2 separate regions of the Homo sapiens genome follow, and region 1 is linked to region 2. Evidence: chromatin contacts called from ENCODE Hi-C data. All regions are on one chromosome and are shown on one strand. The core of a region is the stretch at or near the end of the contact, and the rest is flanking DNA. Distances in the headings are between cores, read along the strand shown. Region 1 has its middle 50 kb from the start of SKA1. Region 2 overlaps MYO5B (myosin VB).

Evidence for each region. Hi-C counts contacts between places; a loop is a spot of excess contacts on that map. Pooled maps may share reads with other maps.
Region 1: a map of Right ventricle myocardium superior shows a loop between it and region 2 (7-fold over the local background). The contact joins two enhancer-like sites. A Hi-C loop is called at or near these places in 11 of 168 maps with a recorded cell type or tissue (A673, B cell, CD14-positive monocyte and 6 more), 34 of 37 single-sample maps with no recorded cell type and 23 of 50 pooled maps.

Annotation. Positions count from the first base shown.
Region 1 is chr18:50,423,033-50,427,436 of GRCh38, forward strand. No RefSeq gene overlaps it. Among named protein-coding and RNA genes, the nearest start is that of SKA1, 50 kb to the left of the region's middle. RefSeq lists a cis regulatory region at 2,023-2,643. Within about 2 kb of position 2,264, at least 3 of the 41 ENCODE cell types and tissues checked have a DNase peak (open chromatin) inside an H3K27ac peak, as active enhancers do.
Region 2 is chr18:50,011,255-50,016,057 of GRCh38, forward strand. The region is part of intron 4 of MYO5B (myosin VB); the gene reads right to left. Among named protein-coding and RNA genes, the nearest start is that of MIR4320, 110 kb to the right of the region's middle. Within about 2 kb of position 2,262, at least 3 of the 41 ENCODE cell types and tissues checked have a DNase peak (open chromatin) inside an H3K27ac peak, as active enhancers do.

The sequences.
Region 1 (4,404 bases), core at 1,014-3,513, 410 kb after region 2:
CTTATAAGGATGAAAAGCAACTATCCCAGTCTCCTTAGCCTTTAATTTATCTTCCTTATCTGATTCGACCTCCTATGTTGGCCATTTCTCAATAATCTTTTCCATCTACTCTTTGGTTCATCCTGTATCTATTCGTAAACCCAGCCCTATCCTCAGCCTCTCCTGGCTGCATGTGGTCTGAACATTTGGTCCCCTGAAATATACTCTTTCATGCCCTTTTTAGTCAGTGGCTTCTGGGGAAGATCTTGAGAGAAACTTTCCCATAGTGGCTTTTCATCTTTTTTCCCCTACTCTAATAGACAAGATAGATCTGTTTGTCCACTTGACAAATATCTATTGAGCATCTACTTGGATTCAGGCATGGTCTTAGGGACTGAGGATCAGTGATCTCAAGAAAGATATAAGTTTTTTCTTCCACGAAGCTCACATTCTAGGAAGGATTACAGCTAAGTAAATGAAAAATAGTAGTGTGATAAATGCTTTGATATGGGCATAGAGGATATTACAGGGACATGTGAAAGCACCTAATATAAATGTATAGGGATGATATGGTTTGAATATTTGTACTCGCCAAATTTCATGCTGAAATTGCAATCCCTAATGTTGGAGGTGGGGCCTGAGGGGAGGTATTTGGGTCATTGGGGTGGATCCCTCATGGCTTGATGCTGTCCCCCTGATAGTGAGTTCTCATGAGATCTGGTTGTTTGAAAGTGTGTGGCACCTCTGCCTGTCTCTCTTGCTCTGGCTATCCCCATGTGACACACCTGCTCCCCCAGTCCCTCTTTACCTTCTGCCATGATTGGAAGATTCCTGAGACCCTCACCAGAAGCAGATGCTGGAGCCATGCTGATACAGCCTGCAGAACCATGAGCCAATTAAATCTCTTTTCTTTATACATTACCCAGCCTCAGGTGTTTCTTTATAGCAATGCAAGAATAGCCTAACACAAGGGATCAAGGAAAATTTCCGGGGGAAGTTGCACTTATGCTTAGACCTGAGAGTGATTAGGAAGAGATGGGTTCCAAGTAGAAGGAACAGCATCTAACATAGCCATAAATGACACATATACAGGTGAGAATCCAGGAGTATGCCCAACCTTCAAGTGTATCTTATACTTACCCTTTTCTTCCCTGCTTAAGAGAGCATGTAGAAGAATATAAAGTGAGCAATAAGTCATTGTAGGGATAAATATGAATCTGCTCTAACTTTTTAAAAAGATAAATCGTAAATTATTTACAAGTTTTCTGTTAACTGAGAGTCCAGATATGATCCCACAGACATGCACTTTCAAGATGATTTAATGTTCCAGACAGTGTCTTATGCATAGACATTCATAAGGAAACAAAAAAGTCATAAGGGGCCAGGTGTGGTGGCTCATGCCTGCAATGCCAGCACTTTGGGAGGCCGAGGCAGGCAGATCACCTGAGGTCAGGAGTTCGAGACCAGCCTGGCTAACATGGTGAAACCCTGTCTTTACTAAAAATACAAACAATTAGCCAGGCATGGTGGTGGGTGCCTGTAATCCCAGCTACTGGGGAGGCTGAGGCAAGAGAATCACTTGAACCCGGGATGCAGAGGTTGCAGTGAGCTGAGATCACACCACTGCACTCCAGCTTGGGTGGCAGAGCAAGATACCTTCTCAAAAAAAAAAAAAAAAAAAAAAAAAAAAGGCCAGGTGCGGTGGCTCACGCCTGTAATACTAGCACTTTGGGAGGCTGAGGCGGGTGGATCACGAGGTCAGGAGATCGAAACCATCCTGGCTAATATGGTGAAACTCTGCCTCTACTAAAAAATACAAAAAATTAGCCAAGCGTGGTGGCAGGCACCTGTAGTCCCAGCTACTTGGGAGGCTGAGGCAGGAGAATGGTGTGAACCCAGGAGGAGGAGCTTGCAGTGAGCTGAGATCACGCCACTGCACTCCAGCCTGGGTGACACAGTGAGATTTCATCTCAAAAAAAAAAAAAAAAAAGAAAGAAAGAAAGAAAGAAAGAGAAAAAGTCATTAGAGAATGCACTGAAGCAGGAAATGTGAAAAAGAAAAACAAATTTTCCTCTCTCCTTTGGTATGAGTAAACGTCCCCCACAAAATTCCTCCCCACTCCATGTGGTTGTACTCTGCTCTGCAAGTTTTATGAGTTTATGGATTCCTATTTTCTGTAACTAGTGACTGTAAATTTCTGTTTTTCATCTGAGTAGCACAGTGAAGGTCATGAGACATGCCTGAGCAGGACTGGACTGCAGCCATCTAGGCACCATAGTGAAGGATATGAGATAAGCTTGTGCAAGGCTCTTGAGCAAGCTGAGATAACAGCCATCTGGGCCGCATAGCAAGAGTCACATGAAAGCCTGAGTTATGAACCTGTCACAGTTTGATTAACTGCCTTTGTTCTGCTTCCGTACACTTGCTTTCATGCCACTGCACTCCACGCCACTGTAAACTTGTTTCAAACTAGCCAACCACCTTTCAGAAGTGTGTATAAAAGTCAAGCCCTGTCTTTGTTCAGAGCCCAGCCTTTGGATGTTAATCCACGGGGCCTAAGTGCATTCAATAAAATCTTCCTGTTCCACCCAGAGGTCTCTCCAGTCTCCTGATTCCCGCAACAGCACCATCTCCCCAAAGGTAATCACCATTAAGAGTGAAAACAAATTCTTCTAGTGTTTTTCCTTTCCAAAAAGATACACATTATCAAATTTACAAAAAGAGCCTTATGTAATACATGTATGACTGGCTTTTAACATGTGATAGATTATAAACATTTTCATGTTAATAAATACTGTTTTATAATATAGTTTAAATACCTACAGGCTGGGTGCAGTTGCTCACACCTGTAATTCCAGCACTTTGGGAGGCCAAGGCAGGCAGATCACCCGAATCAGGCATTTGAGACCAGCCTGGCCAACTTGGTGAAACCCCATCTCTACAAAACACAAAATTAGCCAGGCGTGGTAGCACACTCCTGTAGTCCCAGCTACTCTGGAGGCTGAGGCAGGAGAATTGCTTGAATGCAGGAGGCAGAGTTTGCAATGAGCCAAGATCATGCCACTGCACTCCAACCTCCTGGTTTGATCCCAGGGATCAAAGCCTGGGCAGTAAAGTGAGACTCTGTCTCAAAAAAAATAAATAAATAAATAAAATAAAAAAATAAATACATACTTTCTCATGTGATATATTTAATTAGTTCTGTATTGTTAGGCATTTTGGGTTCTTCCAAATTTTTATAAACATTATATCTCAAAAAAGTCTGTAAGTTGTGTAGATAAATCTTTCTAGCTTTAGAACTTCTATAAGCATTTCTTCCTTTTCTTAGGCTGAATCTGAGACCCACTCATCATACTTTGATTAGGTGATACAACAAAGAAAAATTTGGTTGTGAAAGCAGCAAGAGTAGAAAAAGCATTATGACTTCATTTTTATAAATAAGGCTTTCAATTTATATTTCCATGATAACTTTATCATTTGTTGATATTTATTTACCAAAGTGCTACAGAACTCTTCAAAATATGAAAAGCCATGGGATTTAACCATACAACAAAAATAATAATATTTTAAAATAATGTTTACCATTATATCAGAATGGAATGATTTTAGGTCTGAAAAAAGATGTTTACCATTACAAAACAAAGGAGGGTAATTTTAAAACTTGCTTTCATAATTTGTAATCAAATTTGGTAAAAAACTAATACTTCATGTAAATTCAGGGGGAGGTTGATTCATTCCAAGTTCAGGTTATTTAAAGCATTTAAAACTACACAAATGGCAAACCATTAATCATAATTAAAATAAACATAAATGGGATTGTTTATGGTCTTATGATACCGATTTTAGTTTGGAGCGTCATAAACCATCAGTCTAAATTTACTGTGTCCAAGTAGACTTGACTTGTTGGATTAGAATGTGTAAACTGCTTAAAAACATAATATATTGCCCTCAGGAATTTCAATATTTTTGATGCATATTTTAAAATTGAAATAACTTGTCAGTCTTCTATTTACTGTTGAAAAGTATTTAAATCTTTTTCTATTGTCTTCCTAATTGAAGTCAACCATCATTTAATTTTTCTCCTTAGTGTTTCTGCTTCCCTTACCTTATTCAGTAATAAACTTATTACTGCTGTCCTTATTATAATATTATCACTGATAAGATGAATTTATGGGTGTTGTGGAATTCTCAGTTGATTTCATAAAAGTTTATGACTCCTTTAAAATTTTAGTGAAAAATCCCAAAATATTGTTGTCTTGTTGATGTCCATCTGATTTAGAATTTCTTAATCTCTAGTGCTTTAAGAACTAATGTTTATGCTACTTTGGGATCATTAGTAGTTAGCTCAAAGATGATTTCTTGTACTAGAGATTCTTGATCATCTAGAAGCATCCTTTAAGAAGGATGTTTTAGAAACATACTTAA
Region 2 (4,803 bases), core at 1,012-3,511:
TGGTGTGAGCCTGGGAGGTGGAGGTTGCAGTGAGCCAAGATCGTGCCACTGCACTCCAGCCTGGGCGACAGATCGTTCCTCACTTCTCCAGGTGGCCTCTGAGGTGATCTCCTCTTCCTTTGTGATTATAACTGCTACCCACAAGTTGTCCACACTGGTATTTCCCCAACCCAGATACTTCCTCTGAGAGCCAAACACATATGCTCAACTGCCCACTGGACAACTACACGCGGAAGGTGCACAGGCGCTCCAAGGCCTGCACGTCCAAAACAGTGCTCTTTAGCTCCCCACCAATCTGTTCCTCATCCTGCCTTCCCGAGGGATGGCTCAGCAATGAGCAGGGAATCTGGGAACTGCCCGTGACACCTTTCTCTCCTTTACTGCTTGAGGCCAAGCTGGCTGTATTGCTTTGAATTTTTTTCTAATCCACCCCACGAAGCCCTGTTCCTCCTCCTTTCCCTCCTAGATGCTACCACAGCAGAACTGGTCTTCCCATGATAATTCTATGCCCTACTCAATCCATTCCCCCTCACTGCTGCTGGAAACATATTTCCAAAACACTCATCTGAATGTGTCCAGGCCCTGCTTAGCACCCTTGCACCAGACCCTGTAGTACGGTGGGTATAGTTAGGGCCTCTGACACTCCAGGCCCTGCACGAGCTGTTCCCAGAGACCATTCCAAGCAGAGGTGCCAGGCTGTGTAAAGAGTGGGACAGCATAGGTAGTGTTCAGGGAAGAGGCAACGCTGACTGCAGAACCATTATTTGCTCACCACAGAGTGGTTTCAACCCTGGCTGTACATTAAGAAGTGCTCGTGGAGCTTAGGAAACTACTTCTGCTGGATCCCACACCACACCAATTAGATCAAAATCTCTGAGGGGTGAGGCCCAGATATTTGTTTTTAAAATTCCACAAGTGCTTCTAATATTCTACTAGAACATGAGTTCTGCTAGGGTTAAGAAGCACTGCTACAGACTCAGCTTAAGAAATGGGTCACTACATAAACATGTTCAGGAACTGGCAGCAATTCAAATACCTTGTAACTTGTTCATGGTCAACATTAGCCTAATACAATGTACCACTGAACTGAAAGATGAGCTTGAAAAAACTAAACAGCCTTTAATTTATGAATGTATTAACTGCTCTTCCTGGCTGAAGACCACAGAAACCTTTATTAATTCCAAGTTCTAGCTATTCGCTTATGATAAATCACCTAGAAATACAGACAGTTTCCTCATTAACTGGACTTACATTGTTGACAGACATACAATTGAAATAATGATGTAGACTGGTCAGCTTTGGATGTCCGAGGTACACAGATGCACAAGCATTAAGATTCAGGTGCAAATCCTGTTTATCGCCCAGGCCCAATGCAAAGGCCATCCTAGAAAACCTGCCCTGAAAATTCACCAGAAAGAAAGTGCTTCCCCTTCCAGGGAACTATTGCTCAGCATCTGGGTGCCCCTTCTGTGGCTGCTACCTTCTCTTCTCCTGGGTGACATTGACTGCACAGCAGCTGAATGGTTTGTTGAAAGCCATGCTGTAAATTCAGAACCCAAAGTAGACAAAGGTTAGCATTCCTTCCTCCTCCCATGCAAGGACCCTTCAAACACATCATGGGTCCAACCACAGGAGAGGCTGCTTTGAAAACAATCTGCTTCAGACTGAAGGCATTCTAGCAAAGACATAATCAACCTCACGGCTTAGCAGATAATTCATGTAACTGTGGAACTCAGAGCAAGCACACAGTGAGTGCTGGCTGTACTTATCTAAAGTACTCTTTTATTCATAAGTCTCTTTAGTACAATGTCCCAAAGTCTGTGGATCCTGGGATACAAATGAATTACATCCATAAGGTTGCTAAACACATCTGAGTCCTTGAAAGACAGACTCGCTTTAGTGGGCCAGAAAAGACCCAATAATGAAAAACAAATCAATCATTCATTAGGCTGGCAGGAAAACTTGCTGACCTCAGAAACATCTCTAACAAAACTAAAATTGAAGAATACTACCCACTTTTTTCAGCCACACCAGTCTTGGAGTGGTAACATCTGGGAAATCCTGGCCTACAGGTCTGAGTATGCCAACTCCATGCCTCCACACAGCACCTTAGGCTTCTGAGGCATCCCTCCCAACTGCACCTACACCCTGAGATTTTAAGATGACAAATGACACCATTTCAATAGATGAGAAAACGACACTTATGTCAAGCACTGAGCTTCTGCAATAGCAGCCTCAGGCCAAAAACAGCCAGCCCTCTTGAGAGAATTACAGATTCCCTCACTAACTTGGGCTCAGTGAGACAGTAACCCAAGATCTTGCTTGTAGTAATTCCAATGGATTACTCACCTCCCTGCCCTCTCTCGAGTGTCCTTTTATACAGCACAGATGTAAGTGGCCAAGAGTTTGCAATAAAATAGTAGACTTAGGTAACACAGACGACCAAAACTCACAATCATTATCCATTCTACCCGACTTCAAGATCACATGCGAAACCTCAGTTTTCCCTTCTGACAACGTGAGGCAGGTCAGAAAACACTCACTTGCTTCACAGAGACGGTAAGAGTACAGAGCCAAAGAGATTTATCCAAAGCTTGGGTTTCCCTGGCAGGACCCAGTGCTGCTCCTTCCCCCTCCACTGCCTAGCCCAGCAGAGGGGCTGGCAGGGAGAACTTCCCACAGGTTACAGCCTCAGGTGCCGCTGGGTATGCTTGCTGAGTCACCATGGACAAGAATCCAAGACACAGAGCTCTACTTCCAAGTCAGGAATCTTTGACCCCCTCAATTGTGGTCAATTTCTCTAGCTTCTTCCTTCAAATTCTTTACTTAAAAAAGTAGTAAAACCAGGTTGTATCATAAAAATGACATTGAGGTGGGCAGTGTTAGGAAGAGAAACCCGGGGTCCAAAGGGCTCACAGTTAAGAGAAGCAGTAGCAGAAAAACTGATTAAGTAGTAAATACTTTGTTTCACAAATGTCTACATAAAAAAAGTCCCAAAATTATGGAGAAAATGGATGAGAAAGGAAAAAAAAAAAAAAAAAACTACGGGTATGGTTAACTTACAACAGAAGCTATACAGTGTTATTTATTAATGATAATGCAGTGGTCTTCTTTAAAAAGACTTTGAAAGGGCATTTCCACCTCAGGCAAGTTATTTCATTTCTGTAAAACTTGGTTTCCTCGTTTGTAAGAGAGAGTATTAATGATCCCTTAACTCTCTCATTATGGGTTGTGGTGAGGTGTGTAAGGTGCCATCAGATTGGGTGAGATACAGCCTGCAATTTGGTGACATTAGTTCACTGTAATGCGGCACCTACCGCCCTATCTCCTGCAGTAAATGAAGCCCAGACTCTCCTTACAGATCTGTCAGAGCTTTTTAAGTGTCCCCACTGTACCATTCTGGCTGGATGAGGAGCCCAAAGGGGACAGCTGCTATTTTACATGGAGTGTTTTCTCTCCCTGTAGGATGGGAAGGATGTCTGTTCTACCCAAGTACCTACAAACATCTCGGCCCCAAGGGAATGAAGGTGGGGTTCAGCTGTTCCATCCATTAGGCAATTTTTTACCGCACAGCTCCCTTGCGTAAAATGTTAAGCTGTGTAACTAAGTGTAAGAAAAGTGCTCCCTTGAGGGACTGATGCTCAAGTAAGGGACCATGCCTAGCACGTCTAAGACAAAGAGAAGCATCTGTGTCAAAATAGACTCAACAATCTGAGGGCTCAGAGAAGATGACCCTGGGGGAAGTCTCCTGGAATTGGGGGTCTTGCTAGATTTCAAAATGTTAACAGCCCTAAGGTTGACCTTGACCAAAAATTAGAAGTTTGTACAGACAGAAGGGAAGCTGAAAGATAGGAATTCCCTCTGCAGTGGGTTCACGGGACAGGGATCAGGGGGCTGAAACAAAGACAGAAATGTGTGGGCTTTTTCTCTGGGAGGACAATTTTGGGTACAAACAAGTTCTTAACTATCTTGTGCATTGGAGGGAAATGAACCCCTCTGACCTAGTGAACTTCATTTTTGATCAAAAATTAAACTATGGCTTTCCCCATGAGTAGGGGAACTGTTTTATTTGACCACTCCTTTGGCTGGGTAATGTAATTAAAGCAATCTTCAAATATTTCCAGGATCAGAATTTGCTTGTTTTGCTTAAATTTTTTCTTAAACTATTCTGGGTGTTCCTTTAATAATTTTATTTCTTGAAATCTGACTATTTTCAGTAATAGTTATAAGAAGTCCCTTAACATTTGTAAAATCCCAAAAGGTGAAATTTTTTAAGTGTTCTTTAGTATTTCATTAGTGTCATCTGTCAAAATCTACAGGCATTTTCAGTTTTAAGTTAAATATTCTGTTGGCGCAGCAGGTGTGCCCAGGGCAAGGGAAGCTGGCTTCCTGGTAGTTGACAATTATCTTCTTTGGGGACACATGAAGTCACGCCACATTATCTCATCCCAATACAGCTTCCAAGGCCCCAACCTTCTGTGCCATCGAGGTGAGCAAGCACCTCCTCCAGGTGCTTGCAGTAGCCTCTGCTGAATAAACAGCTCCTGTTGTAAGCAGCACGTCCTGCCTGTTAGGAGCTCTCTGGTATGAGCACTGTGATTGTGCTCCATGGGATATTTGGTAAGGGCTGATCTGGAACATATTAAGATTCTTGCTGGAACCAGAGTCACCTCCAGTCCTGGTCATCTTGAGCACTATGGGCTCTAAGACCAGGCTGGAAAGCCTACCTCGAAAACCTGTTCAGCAATCACAATTTGGTGATACATTTTGCAGAGCCATCTTACAGATTCCCAACTGGTAGAG